Linked DNA regions of Mus musculus: all the other regions are linked to region 2. The links are chromatin contacts, found by Hi-C or POLR2A ChIA-PET in ENCODE. All regions are on one chromosome and are shown on one strand. The core of a region is the stretch at or near the end of the contact, and the rest is flanking DNA. Distances in the headings are between cores, read along the strand shown. Region 1 holds the start of 2700046G09Rik (RIKEN cDNA 2700046G09 gene). Region 2 overlaps Sgms1 (sphingomyelin synthase 1). Region 3 overlaps Sgms1 (sphingomyelin synthase 1).

Evidence for each region. A loop is a pair of places that touch in the nucleus more often than their neighbours do. ChIA-PET counts read pairs that join two places held with the same protein, here RNA polymerase II (POLR2A).
Region 1: a loop to region 2 is called in a map of heart, with 6 times the contacts of the local background. The contact joins the promoter of 2700046G09Rik here to the enhancer-like site in region 2. A Hi-C loop is called at or near these places in 10 of 37 maps with a recorded cell type or tissue (adrenal gland, heart and left cerebral cortex). POLR2A ChIA-PET finds 5 or more read pairs at or near these places in 3 of 5 experiments (Patski and embryonic stem cell).
Region 3: POLR2A ChIA-PET joins it to region 2 with 14 read pairs in Patski. The contact joins two enhancer-like sites. POLR2A ChIA-PET finds 5 or more read pairs at or near these places in 2 of 5 experiments (Patski and embryonic stem cell).

What each region holds. Positions count from the first base shown.
Region 1 is chr19:32,386,016-32,390,763 of GRCm38, reverse strand. It overlaps 2700046G09Rik (RIKEN cDNA 2700046G09 gene), which reads right to left and starts at 1,548. Exons shown (of 2, transcript NR_033198.1): 1 at 1,388-1,548; 2 at 1-1,059. Sgms1 (sphingomyelin synthase 1) reads left to right here and starts at 2,252. Exons shown (of 10, transcript NM_144792.5): 1 at 2,252-2,544.
Region 2 is chr19:32,343,055-32,347,752 of GRCm38, reverse strand. The region is part of intron 2 of Sgms1 (sphingomyelin synthase 1); the gene reads left to right. Among named protein-coding and RNA genes, the nearest start is that of Sgms1, 43 kb to the left of the region's middle. Within about 2 kb of position 3,424, at least 1 of the 3 ENCODE cell types and tissues checked has a DNase peak (open chromatin) inside an H3K27ac peak, as active enhancers do.
Region 3 is chr19:32,289,640-32,294,201 of GRCm38, reverse strand. All of the region lies in intron 2 of Sgms1 (sphingomyelin synthase 1), which reads left to right. Among named protein-coding and RNA genes, the nearest start is that of Sgms1, 97 kb to the left of the region's middle. Within about 2 kb of position 1,773, at least 2 of the 3 ENCODE cell types and tissues checked have a DNase peak (open chromatin) inside an H3K27ac peak, as active enhancers do.

The DNA of each region.
Region 1 (4,748 bases), core at 299-2,798, 45 kb before region 2:
GTATATTTTATGTGTGCCTTTTCTAAGAACCACTTTCTGAAATTGGAGTGAAATTTGGAGTATAAAATACTTGTATACTCTGCCCTTTTCATGTATTAGGAATACTCCTAAAACTTTCATAGAAAAATGTTTTCTTTTTCCTAAAAAACATTTCAAAGATACAGGGAGGGGGGAGGGGAAGAAAAACTAAACTAACTCTAATGCCTGGGACACACTTGTAACAAGTGTGTGTGGGGTGGGGAGGGAGAATTTTAAAGTCTGGATTCCATGACCTGCCAGGCAGCAGCTCGCTTGCTTTGACCTTGGTTACAGCAAATGCAAAGTAACACTGCAAAGAGCCAGCGGCTGTCCAGTACTTACTTCAAGACAGCAAGCCTCCTTTTTTTCCCTCTTAGGTGCAAACTGATGAAAATAACCAGCGGGGCTACTATAATCTCAGCCACTCCCTTGCTCTTGGTTGACACTCAAATAGAGCAGGTTAGTGGGTTGTCATTTAAAAGCAGTATGCGTCAGGCCACCCTTTCTTATCTCCCTGAGAAGTGCGATAGCATAGTGTCCTAAGGTGAAGAGGCCGGAGGTGCAGGAGAGGACAAGACCTTTAAGAGCTCACACAGGAGCAGACACATTTTAAATCCGATTTTTCACTGTATTTGGGGACAGAGGACGCTAAATTTTCAGCACCATACACGAAAAAGGGTCTCTACTGCTTAGGGAAAGCGGCCATCAGATTCACCTTGGGAGCTTGTTAACCAGGTTTCAGGACCGACCCCACTAGTGGCGTTTCTGATTCTGTAGGTTTAGGTGTGGTCGTGAATGTGTCGTTCTAACGAATTCTCGGGTAATGAGGATGCGGGCCCAGAGATTCCAGGACCCCAGGTGACACCATCACCATCCAAGCTAACCAGCAGCAGGAGAAAAGCATGGAGGAGAGCGACGGCTGTCCAAACATCTTTCGCCACCTTCATCCTCCGTCGCCGGGAATGGGTCAGAACAGGGAAGCAGCAGGAGGAGCGATGCCAGCGCCTTAGGAACGGGAACTCCTCTTCCCAACTTCCGCCCCTGGGGAAAAGCAGAAGCCATCAGCTCCAAGAGAGCGGCTCTCCAATTCTTAGCCGTTAGGTTCTGGCTCTGGAGACAGCCGGTCCTCCCGGTGTCACCGGCGTCGCAGTACCCTCGCTGTACCCCCGCTGTAGACTGGCGGACTGCATGCAGGTGAGGGCGGGGGCCTGTGCCTGGTGGGGAGGCAAATGGACTAGAGTCTGCCCGGATCCCGGACCCTTCTTCGTCTACGGCCCCGGAGAGCTGAAGATGGCTGCCCCGGAGCTCCGCGGACAGTCACGTGTCTCGCAGGCACGGCCGTTCCCCCCTCCCCGCCCCCAGACCAGACCCTGCAGGGTAGCGCGTCCCGGGCGACCCATGCCACGGTGGTACGAGCGGTCGGCCCAGAAGGCCGGAGCTACTGGAGGCTGCTGTCTCTGCCGCGAGATCACCGTCCTGGTACCGGGTTCCACTGCCCGAGCTGGAGATCTGCCGGCGACCCGCACCCCGTGGGGCCATTGGGCATGCGCAGTGCTCCGGCCCTGGTGCGGCGCTCTCCAGGTTTTCGCCGCAGCTCCGAGAGGCGGCGGGAGGTGGGGCCCGGACGGACTAGGGGGGAGGGCCCGGTTCTTCCCGAGAACTCCTGGGCCTTCACGCTGCCTGGGGCTGCGCGATTTAGGAAGCCTGCAGACCCCTGATTTGGGGGGGGGGGGGGGGGGGAGATGGTGGTTTTAAGGATTAGAGCTTCGGAAAAATGTCCCGAAGAGTTTGAGGTTCATCCATTTTAAATGATCAATCATAAGGGAGTCACAAGTGTCGCAGCTCTTGGGCTTGGTGGGAAAGAAAATGCCAGTGTAGTTCGCCAACAGCTGTCCCCGTAGGTAGTTTCACCAAGGCTGAGTTTGTGTCCCCAACCTTCTAGCCGCCTTTTGCCGCACAACTCTCGGGCTGGCTCCTAATAGGGCTTCTGATCCCGGAGGATGAAACCCACCATCTTTCTCTTCTCGTGGTTGGGGGGTGGTGGGGGCGAAAGGGAACCGCATCTCCAGTTCCCGTTTCTAGAAACAAAAAGGACTCCCCCCCCCCCCCGTCCCCACCCCCAGCACACCCCACGGCCAGCTGTCCTGCGGGACTCAGCTGGGTCCCTGGTCGAGCGTCCGCGGTCCCCGCCCCCTGGCCGCCGGGAACACCCGGAGGAACGGACTGGCGTCGCGCGGGAAGCCGACCCGGCTCCGCCGCGGACTGGGCATGCTCGGCAGCCCGAGGTTCCAAGTCAGAAGCCTTCTCGCCAGCTCGGCGGCGGCCGGAGCAGCGGCGGCGGGCTGCCGGCTGGACGGGAGCAGGGAGAGCCGGTTCGGGCGGGCTGCTCGTCCCGGGAGCCTGGCACGCGGACGGGAGAGCGGGATCGGGTGCAGAGTCCGCACGCCGCCCTGCCCCGGTTTCGTTCCGCGGCGCGGGGCTCGGCGCGTGGAAAGAATTCCGGCGGCTGCCACGACTCGCGTGCAAGTGAGTCGCGGGGCGGGGGTGGAGGGCCGGCCTCCGGGTCGCGAGCGGCTGGATCTGACCCGAGTCTCTCGGGCCAGGCCTGACCTCGGTTGACGGCGGGCGGGCAGCCGGGGCGAGGGGGCGTGAGCGCATACCGCGCGGTGTCGCGCGTACCTGGCGTGCGGTCCCCCGCGGCCGCTCGTGGGGGTGGGCGCGGGGGAGCGCTCTGGCGGCCGCGATCCCGGCTCCGAGGGGGCGGGCCGCCGGCGGGGCTCCCCCGCCAACTTGGGCGGGGAGGAAGGAGGAGGCGTCCGTGGGCACCTTTCCGAGGTGCTGCGTGCGGGCTGGAAGGCTGCCTGGTGTCACATTGAGGCGAGCGGACGGTAGCGGGGCCTGAGAGCCCGGGACTGAGGACCTTTCCAGGTGGAAGCCAGCCAGAGGTCCCGTAGTGCTTAGGGGTGGACCCCCAAAATCACAGCCCCACCCCCACAACCCTGGGCGGCAGAGTGACAGTTGGTACCTCCTGGCCTGATCGCAGCGGGGCCAAGAGTCCGCGGCTTTGGGATTCCCTTCAGCACGGCCCCTCGATGACCCCCAACGGCATAACAGGTGGGACCCCCCTTCCCGGAGGAGCGAGCCCCTTCCTTCCCAGGCGGTGTAACAGCCCCTGGCTCGCGACTATTCTGAGACCCCGCGTGTCCTCACCGCGTGGGGGTGTTAAAGGGTAAGGCCTGCAGGGGCATCTGCGTAGCTCTGGACGCGGTTCGTCCAGAGAATGAGGGGTCTGAGTGATCATAGGCGACTTGTCAAGGGCACATCAGTGGTAGCAGCGCTGCCTCTGCCCGGATTTTAAACCCACACTCCAACTGTCTTCCTTTGGTGGCCCCGGTGTCCTGGTCCATCTAACGGATTCTGGATAATGCTTGATCCTTTTTGACTGCCGGGCTAACAGTCGGGGTGGAGGATGCTATTGACCTGGGGAGCTGAGAGAATCCGGGCAGGTGCTTCTCGGATGTTTCATTTCACCTTCAGACAGGACCGAGTTCAGCGCTACACACATAAAAAAGACAGAAGGCTGGTTTCTGACGGGAAGTTTATTTTCAGTGTTCTGAGGCCTGCCTTCTGTCATCGCTTTCCTGAAATTTACCTTCTTCAGATTGGGGGTGTTTCTAGTTGGCTACCTGGTTATGGAAGTCGTGAATGCCTGTCTTGGTGTGCTGTCTGTCAACTCCTTACGCCTTGCCTTCTGGCACTAGGGGCTGAACATCAGCAGGGGTGGGGGCCAAGGGAGCAGAAAGGAGTGAGATTGATGAGGTCTGATCCTGGTGGAAGTTGCCTTCGATTTGGGAGGCAGTTTGGGTCTGAGGAGGCAGGGGAGAGGATGTCCAGGCGTTTCATTGGTCAGAGTGTTAAGTGTCCAAGGAAAAAGCCAGCTGGGGTTGGGTGCCGATGTGGTCAGTTTTTTTTTTTTTTTTTTTAAGGGAAGCCCAGGGATGTTTGGTGATTCAGCAGGTGGCAGGTTTCCAGCTCTGAAGCCTTGCCTTGGCCAAGCAAGCCAGCAAGCAAGCTGCAGAGCCTGTGCCCGCAGCTGGCGGTACCTAACTTTGGGGAAACCTCCCGGAGTGGCCTTCTTATGTGCACCAAGTCTTCCTTCTTGTTTTGCTTCCTGTTTCCTTCTGGATGCCCTGGTCCTTTGGGTTTCCTTAATGCTCCTTTTAAACTACGGAGCACATTTTAACGTCTGTATCACAGACCTGCTGGGTAGCAGGAGATGGCCGCCACAACCGTTCAAGTCAGGTAATTACTGTACAGAGAACCCCTTTCTGTTTCTGCTTCAGAGACCAAACATTTTTATTGTTAGTAAAATAAATACTTTTCTGCCACTTGTCACTGACATTGAACTACTTCACATACCAGGGAACTTAAAAAAAAAACCTACTAATTCAACATATTAAGTTATTAAAGGCACACATTGTTTAAAACATCTTACTCGGAGAACTCTACTGTCTTGCATGCTTGACCTGTATGTAGCTCAGTAAATGCTTATTCATATTTTAAAAAGTTTTTCATAACAGAAGAGCACTAGAATTACTAGAATTTCTCCTTTTTTTTTATGTCTATCAGTGGGATTCTTTCCTGAACAATTTTAGAATAAAGAATGCACAGCAATGTCTGTGTACGTTGTGTGTGTTGGGCACTGAAAGACCCTGGTGTTTTTTCCTAAG
Region 2 (4,698 bases), core at 2,175-4,674:
GTGGAGACCTTCAAGCAGCTTCAAATTCATGTCAGGAGATGGCCTTTGGGGCTGTGACTTCGTGTGTGTCTAGTGTGAGGCTGGGGGTGGGGGCTAGCCTCCCTACATGGCTGAATTGTCCTGGTCACAGACCTGAGGGTAACTTTTCCTTAGGTGCAGTGGAAGTGCAGCCTGATGGGCAGTAGGTTAATGGTTGTTGCCTTTACTGATGCAGAAAGCTAGTTACCAGGGTTGTGATGATAATTAACATGCCGTTTATGGTTTGCAAAGCATCGAGGTGTATTCTTTTGTTTGAACTGAGAGAAGATCTATAGGGCAGCAGAATGAACATGTGATAAAGAACATGGATGAATTATAGGTGGGTCTGGCTGCATGAGCTTGACATGTTACTTAACCTCTTTGTGCCCATTTCTCTAACTGTTCGATGAGGTCAAAGGTTTTTACCCCTCAAGGTTCTGGGAAAGCTCAAATGAATGGGTATTTATGGGGCATTTCTAATAGTACCTCATGGTTGCTATGCTCCCGATTCCCCAACATTGTGCTGACGTCCTCTCATGTGGACCGTAAGGGTCAATATTGTCAAGTCTTGCCTTTGAGTTGACTGCAGGGCATTTGAGTTAATAATTAATGAAGGAAGCAGAGATGAGGAACCCATAGAAGTAGACCCGCTTATAGAAGTGCCTTCCTTCCCAAAGGCCAGTGTTGCTATTTACTCTACCGAGTTGAGCTTTCTTCGTGTTCTGCTAATGTTGCTCCACCCTGGTGGGAAGGTACTCGAGTGGGGATGGCCAGGTACTTCTAGGGTTGGCATTCACTCAGAAATGTTGGTTGCTTGTTTAATCAAATCAGAGCAGGAGATGACAGATATCCTTTTGGGGTGGGATGGGATTCAGATGTGTCAGTAGGATGTTAGATGTGCTGTCTTAGGTTTGGACTGTCTTATTGTTTCTTGGGCTTTTAGCCAGCTCTGTCTAAAGGGAGTCACTGTTTTCCCATTAAGAATATTTTTTCCACAATTGCTGAGAACTTTTCCTTTATAATGTAGGAGGCTCGCTCTTGGATCTCAGACATTTAGGGAGGGTCATGCTGTGTTTTGAGGACAACAACAAAGATTTCTTTATATTTACTGCAGACTCAAGACTTTGAAAGTCGAAGTATTACTGTTAGCAATTTCCAAGGCAGCTCCCACATTTGTAGCTATCAGAGCAAAGAAAAACTTGGTGGAAAACAGTTTTGGCTCTCCATGCAGTGCTTTTAAGGAAAAGTGGTGTTAATCAGTATTTACAATGCTTATTTCATGGCCAGACTCCCAGTTCCCTTCATGACACTGCCCTACGGTACAGTTTCCACTGACGGCAACTGTCTGGTATGTGGGAGGAGCTCACATATGCCTTGAATGAGCTGTGCCTTTGCCTTGGGGGTTTTTATTATTTTTGTAGCCTTCCTTTTGACAAGAGGTCATTTACAATGAGATACTGTCAGGAATTCCAGATGAGTCTCACATACTGAGACTACACTCCTAGTGTCCAAACACTCCTTTGTTATTGTCTCTTTAACAGGAGGAGGTGGTAACGTTTGAGTATTGATTTCAACGCCTGCTTTTATGATCATAATTGCATTCCAAATGCACACGTACTCAGAGGGTAAATGGATTAACTTTGAATTCTGTAGACAAATCCTGAACTTACCAAATGACTGGGAACCGTAGTAGGTTCTTAGATTTAACTCTCCCCGGCTTTATTCTTAGCTCCTGTGGAGCCTTTGCCTTGCTGAGCAATGTGGGATTGTATGTTAACAGTTACTTCATTGCTGTTGACCTGGGAAAGCAGGGTCACCCTCATTTTCTGTAATCTCAGCAGCAAAACATCGTTAGCCTCCGTGGACTGGGTAACACCTTAGCTCTTTGGTTAATTATCCTGTTTGGTATTTTCTCTTTTAAAACCTTAAAACATGTTTTTAGTTGAAACAGAATTACATCCGTCCCTCTCTTTCCTTCCTCCCAAGCTCTGCATCTATTGATTGCCTTCCCCACCTCCAAGTTGATAGCCTCATTTTCTTTGATTGTGCGAAACACTAATTGTACCACACAACTCCTGGTTTTGCTTACTCCCTAAGCTCTGTTGTCAACCATTTTGCTGTTTCCATGAATTTGACTATTTGAAAATATATACCACGTGATGTAACACAGAGTGATGTGTAATAAGTGGTCCAAGAGAGAGAGAAACCCAGGTTCAATCCCCAGCAGGTTCCGTTCCTCCCTCTATAGTCCCCAGCCTCCCGTCCTGAGCAGTTCATAAGTCTAGGACTCAATTAGAGCATGCCATGTTCCCTGTAGTCTAGAGTCTGCAGATCCGATGGCGGCAGGTGTTATCAACTTGCTAGATACAACTAACTATAAAGAGCTTCCTGTCTCTGGCACAGCTTTGCTAAGTTTAAGTGGTGAGGCTCACATGAAAGTATGTATTTTGCAAGTTGTCAAGCTTGATGTAGAATGCAATATTGTCTTCTTTTAAAAGTTTAGGCTATTGTTTTTGTTGTTTTGTTTGTTTGTTTGTTTTAAAGGGCCCAGTCCCTATGTGCTATTCCTTACCTGGTGGTTTATCTTGTTTTGTGTAAATAGGACCCACGAATGCCTTGTTTTAGCAGCTTGGCTACATTGCATCTTGATTTAAAAAAAAAAAAATCAGTCACTTTTTAAAGACATGTATGAGTAACCACAGCTTTATACAGGAGGGTTCTGGCAGTATTTTAACACATACTACTTTCATCTTGAAGGACTCACACCTGGAGCCATCCCTTGTTGTGCTGTGGGCGGTGCTGTGGGCGGTGCTGTGGGCGGTGCTGTGGGCGGTGCTATGGGCTTGCTGTTTCTTTCTTAGGTCCTCTCTGAGTAGTCCATGTGTATCATGTCTCTGATTGGCTTTCCTCCTTTCCCCAGCCCATATTCTGATTTTTCTTCTTTTACCTTCTAATTTTGCAAGCTTTCTAACAACTTGCAAATGGGAGGTAAGACTTCTGAGCTGCTGTATACCTGAGAGTGTAACACTCATGTATAATTGATTGCCTGGCTAGGTGTAGAGTTCCTGGCTGGAAATCACTGAGCTGTTGATAGGAAGGGCGTTGCTCACCTCCTAGCATTCCGGCTCCTTGTGAGAACACTAGCGCCTGCCGATTCTCAGTTCTTTACAGGGTCTCTTCTATTGTGTCTTTTGACATCGTTCATGAAAGCATTCAGCAGTTTAATGATCACCTGCCGCGATTGGGATGTGCTTTTTCGGTTATGTTTGTTTGTCTTTTGCTGGTGTCCAAAGAGCACTGTGATGATGAGTTTACCAAGGTGACAAAAACTAGGAGCAATTGGGAAGAGAGCCTCCGAGAGGGAGGGGGTGGCTCCGGTTGGCGCTGGGCCTGTCTGCGGAGGATTTTTCTTAATTGGTTAACTGAAGCAAGAAAACCCAATGTGGGCTGCACCCTTTGCTGGTGCGGGGTCTTGTTTAAGGAGAGACTTACTTAGCTGAGTACAGAGTATGGTGTTTCTTCTCTCTGCTATTGCTTTGTCAAGTGGCTGTTTATCTTGAGTCCTCAGGCAGACTCACCTGCAGGGAGGGACTGTAGGTAGCATGGAGTTGTGAGCCCTGCTTCTGTCTGCGCCTGGGCAGAGCTCAGAAAGGCACAGAGTTCACAGCACCAGGAAGGAGCCGCTCATTCCTTTTGTTTTTATGTTCCGGGCTGCAGTATTGGCTTCCCTCATTGTCTATTCAGCTTCCTTCTGGACCTGCTGTAGGATGTTTGACTTGCCTCTGAACGCCTCTTCCCAAAGATAACTTACATTTTTCTTGGAACCCTTCTAAAGTTGTTAATTTATCAGGTTTATTTTATTTTCAGTTGCTGATAGCCCCTGAGTGGTCTCATAAACTAAGTAGATATTCAGAGATTAACTTTTTTACCTTTGAAATTTTATTTTTCTGCACCATTTTTTGCTTCAAGTTGCACTTTTTCCCCTTTCTTTTGTCTTTCACGTTAGATGTTTTATATGCCTGATGGTTTTGGAATGTCTTTTCTGAGGCAGAATGGGGCTCCACATATTAGAAGATGTGTCTTATTTTGGTCTGCTAAGTCTATTGTCTTCATTTTTCACCTCTAAAACATCTTGAAGATTTTACTATCTGGTTTCTGCTATCTTTGTTCTAGAAGATTTATGCCTTTTTCAAAGAAATAATGGTTTTTGTGTTGAGAATTTTGAAGAGAGGCACTAAATGTATTTGCTCATTTAACTTAAAGTCCATTTGGAAGTCTTAAAAACCTAAACCCAAACCAAATAAACCAACGACAAAAGGAGGTCAGGATTTGCAGCATCAGGCTTTGGTCAAACGCACTTGCAGGGCGAGCATCCACTCTAACTCTATTTCAAGGTGTGGTATACGTTTAGATGGTCCCAGGAGAATACTGGCTTCTTGTTAAGTCTGCAACAGCTGCCTCGCCTTTTTGGGCTCAAGGCTTTTTATGTCAGGGCCTTAAGTACCAATAAATGTGTAAATGATAATTAGGCCTCCTGATTAAAAAAAAATGCTTAAAAAGATTCTTATTGATGTTTCTAAAATGAATTTTCCAGAGGCTAAGCATATAATCCTTAGATTAAAATGCAGCAGACACACTAAGTTGTTTCCCATAACAAGCAGAATAATAGACTTTAAATCT
Region 3 (4,562 bases), core at 524-3,023, 52 kb after region 2:
AAACATTAATGGGGTTTCCTTGTTGTGTGTTTTCTGTTTTTCTCCTAGATTAAATTTTCTGTGTGAATTTCAGATCTTCAATTTTCACTGCCTTGTTTTCTCCTTTGATTCATGTATATATTTCTGTGTTTTAGAAATTGCTCATCTCTCCTAGCACCAAGCCCGCCTTAGATAGTGATCACAAAGTGTCTCCCAGGGTTGTCATGCTCCAGCAGGTTACAAAGAGGAAAAGCAGAAAGAAGGGCGCTCCATAGAGAGGCTATCATGGTAGCACATCTTGGCCTATATTCTGAGAATTAATGTGAACCTAGTTTATGGGTATTGGCCACTGATGAAGGATTCCAGTGAGCTGACACTTCCTGTCCTTTCAGTGATGACCTGAGGTCACCATTGATGCTCTGGGTTGTTTCCTCGTATCTCTCATTATCATGTTGAATTTTCAGCTAAGTATATTTCACATTGCTAGTGAAATGCATCGAAGCTCTGTGGCTCTGCCACTTGCTGCCTGTGATGCTGGGATTCTGTTGTAACTCCTTGCCTGTGTGGTCATTTGTGAAATGAGCTAAGGGTAACAGCATCCACTTGAAAGAACTCCTGGAGACAGAGTGTTCATCCATGCTTAGCACAGTGCAAGTGAACACCACAGCTCTGCCTTTATTTATTTTAAAGGTGGCCATGTGCTGAGAGAACACCAAGCCTGCTTCAGATAGAGATCACAAAATATTTCCCAGGGTTGTCATGCTCCAGCGGGTTGGCTAAGAGGAAAAGCAGAAAGAAGGATGCTCTGCTAGAGAGGCAAAATGTTCTTCACAGGAGATGGGGCCGGAAGTGAGAACGATGAAAGAAAGAGCTGGTGTGGAAATGATCAACCCACAGGACTCCCGTTCAGTTCCTGGGAGGTGGGAACCCACGGAAGAATCAGTGTGCAAGCTGATCCATGCTGACTCATGGAAAAACAGGATTCCACTGGAGATTCAGGGCGACCTGTGAGAAGGTGTTCTGAGGGGTCCTAGAAGATGGGCAGGCCAGCACCTCTCCATCACACTTGCTTTTTAAGTTCTGGGCCATTTGAAGCAAAACCAAAGAAAAACCAGGCTGCCCGAGCAGGGAATAGATTGGCTGCAGTGAGGAGTTCTCACTTGGAGAAAAGCCTGCGGAGACAGTAGTGCTAGGTATCCACTGCTGTGGTTCGTTCTCTGTCTGTCTGTCTGTCTCTGTGTGTGTGTGTGTATGTGCGCGTGTGCACAGTTAGTTTGGATCTGTCCTAGGCAGGGAAAGACAACTTCTCTGTTTTCCTACTATTGCAAAGTTCTCTTTCCTTATAGCATGTGACAAAAATATTTTTTTCTTCTGATTTTCTTCCAGTTAACTTTGTGTCTGGGTTTGCAATTTTTCTTTCCTTTTTTCTTGATTACTTCTAAATTCTTTGTAGATAGGTGTGGTTAGAAGTAAAAACAGAAAAGTGAAAGTACATCAGAAACTGAGTCGCTCCAAAATATGCACACATAAACAGGAAATATGTTTCCTAGCAACTAGCTTCGTTGACTTTGGCTGGAGACCTTCCTTCTGTGACTTGAAGAAAGAGTCATGGAAATACAGCTGTCAGAGAGGTGGATGGCCATGCAATGAGTGTCTGCTTCCTAGAACGAAGAGAGGCTTTTCTTTGTCATCTCATCTGGAATCGCTTCACTCCTCGAGAGCGATTTGGATACTGAGGGTTTTCAGAACAAATGAACAGGTGCACAGCTGAGCCGGTGCCAGAAAGTGACTTTCTTTGGAATGCTTACAGACTTTATTAAAATGTGCTGAATGAGTTTGATCCTTCACCATTCCCAGCGCAGCCTTACCTCATGCCAAAGGCATGGAAACGGTGAGAGGCAGCTAGAGGTGATCTTACATTTCCATAGAAAGTACAGCTCTCCATCCATGAGGCCGCTAGCAATGGCCGTCAGGGAGTCAAGACTGTGACTCACGAGAAGAGCCTGCTGTCCTGTCCTGGGGTTTGGCCTGTGCCTATTTTCTGCCAAAATAGACATGACTAACACAGGGAGAGCCTAGGGCCTCAGCAAGGAGATAAGAGATCTGTAAGCTCAGGGCTGTGGAGACTGGAATTTGCACAGCTATGTAATGGGAAGAGAAGTGCTGGGGTTGGAGATCTCTAGGATCAGGGAGCAGCTGCCTCGGGTAGTGAACAGAAAGAGGAAAGAAAGCAGGGTGCTGTGATACCAAGAGTTTGGAAGTTTGAGCATGTTAGCCATGCTGCCAACAGGTTGTGTCGGCTGCATGACAAGGGGGTAAGGGCAGTACCACAGAGGAAGGCTGCTTGCTTGCAGTACGGATGTAGTTGAAATGGATCCATCTTAATCCAATGTAGACCCTTGATTAACAGTTGGTAAGATCTACCAATAATTTAGCTGCCACAATGGAAATGAGCCCGCTCAAATTATCTACTTTATAACAGAAAGGGCCATGTGGCTCATATTTAGAATGAAGATCAGCGACGTGAAGCAGACTGACTGGAAACCAGTCATTCTGAATCTTGCTCTCTGTTATTCCCCGAAAAGTCCCCAGGACCCTTTGGACAAATTACCTCATCCAGAACAGAGACAGGACATATGCAGGGTAAGGCCAGAACATTTTTATTGTGAGAAAGTAAAGGAATAAAAGTGAGAAAAAAATAAATATGGCAAAAATATATAGTTGACGGCTTGAAGGAGCCCCCACTGGCCAAGTCTGAGTACCAGAGTAAATAAAGTACAGGAGCGACATAGGGATCTGTCATAAGAAGAGCAGGGTGTGTACTAGCCCTAACTACTTCACCAGTGAACAAACGATGAAGAATGCTGACAATGAATGAATAATAGTGTGGAAAGAATGTTGCAGTCAGGATGCTGCAGCTGTCAGGACATATAAGGCATGTAAAGGAGGCATCATGGACACCTGGGAAGTTTTCTTCTTACCTCTCCCCTGCCCCTTCTCCCCCTCTTCTTTTTTCTCCTTCTTCTCCTCTTCTTTCTCCTCCTCGTCCTTTTTATTCCACCCCGTCTGTCTTTTCCTTCATCCTATGCAGCTTACTGTATATCCCAGGCTGGCTTTGAACTCATGATCCCCCCCTGCTTCAGTTTTTCAAGTATCGAGATTATTACAGGGGTGGGAAAGGGGAATTTTGCGGTAGGTCATGATACTTGGATGGTCTTAAAATGTTTTCCTCTAGGTGAAACATTAGTTGCAAGGAGAATGGAGTGACTTCTTTTTATTGAACAAAGTAGGCATTGCTTTGGGATGAGACTAAACTTGGCACCTTCAGATGTGATATTCAGAGAGCGAGCGTCTCAGGGAACTTTCTGGCTGAGTGAAACATAAGCCATTCTGATTCAAGCAGAGTCGCCAGAGGAAAGGACAGACAAGGCAAGATGGAACGGCCCCATTAATTTTAAAAGGGAGGAGCTCAATTCTTCTCAGGTGTTGTGAAGACAAAGGGGTGTGTGCTTCAGGTTAAAGAGAGGCAGCGGGGAATGCGTTTCTAACCCTCAGCTGGATCCTGACGTGGAAGAAATGCTATTAAAAATTCATTATTAGGGCAACTGAATATGGCGTCCGTGGTCCCCAGTTGGTGACTTCATTGTGATTATGTGAGAGCATCCATACTCTCTGGGAATACTTCCTGAAGTGTTGAAAGGAAAAGAGCCATGGTGTGTGAGACTGCCATTAGGTTCAAGACAAAAGTGGTCAGTGTGTATATGGAAGAAAGTAAGCACAGATGTTCAGAGAAATGGGCTAAATGTTGGTAAACAAGTCCAGGGATGTGCTACATGAATATTCTTTGTTCTGTTATTTTTGCAACTTTTCTGTCGATTTGAAAATTACTTTCAAGTTAAAAAGGTTTAAAAAGTTGAGCGATGATGAATAGACTCACAGGGCAGAGGTGGGAGGGTGAGTAGAAAAGATAAAAGGTTGAGTTGCCTCTGATTTTCTGCTGCAAGAGTTGCTCTTCTAAGTCAACTGTTTGCAGCAGTGTCTTGGTCACTCTGTAGACAAAGGTATTTCTGTATCTGTTGCGTGAGAACGTCGATCAGCAGATCTAAGACAAGAAGAGTCAGTGCTGATTCCGTCTCCCAAGTGCTGCGATTCAGGAGTCTCAGTAGACAGGGGAATTGAACCCAAGGCTTTGGCCTGCGAGGCTGTATTCCAGCCCCTCTCATTTCTTCTTGGATGTTTTAGCTGAGTAGATTGGGGGCAAGTTCTCTGACCATCGGAAACTACTACTGCTGCATTTCCACAGAGCATTCTCAAGAATAGAAGTATTGTTTTCTGAAGATTGTGAGGCTCCGAGAGGAGATGTACACTGTTGCTCTTTGTAAATAGCAATGACTTCTGCATTGGCTTACTACTTAGAGTGTTAATTATAGATGAAAAGGGGGCTCAGGCTAAGCTAGAGATTTTTCTGAATTTGGGTGGTCATTTCTCCTCTTAATGGTGGAAATGTTATCTGATTAAATGAGTTTCTTTCCCCAGTGGGTGCCTCTAATCCTTTGGTTGATTTCTTTATTTCCTGACTTTGT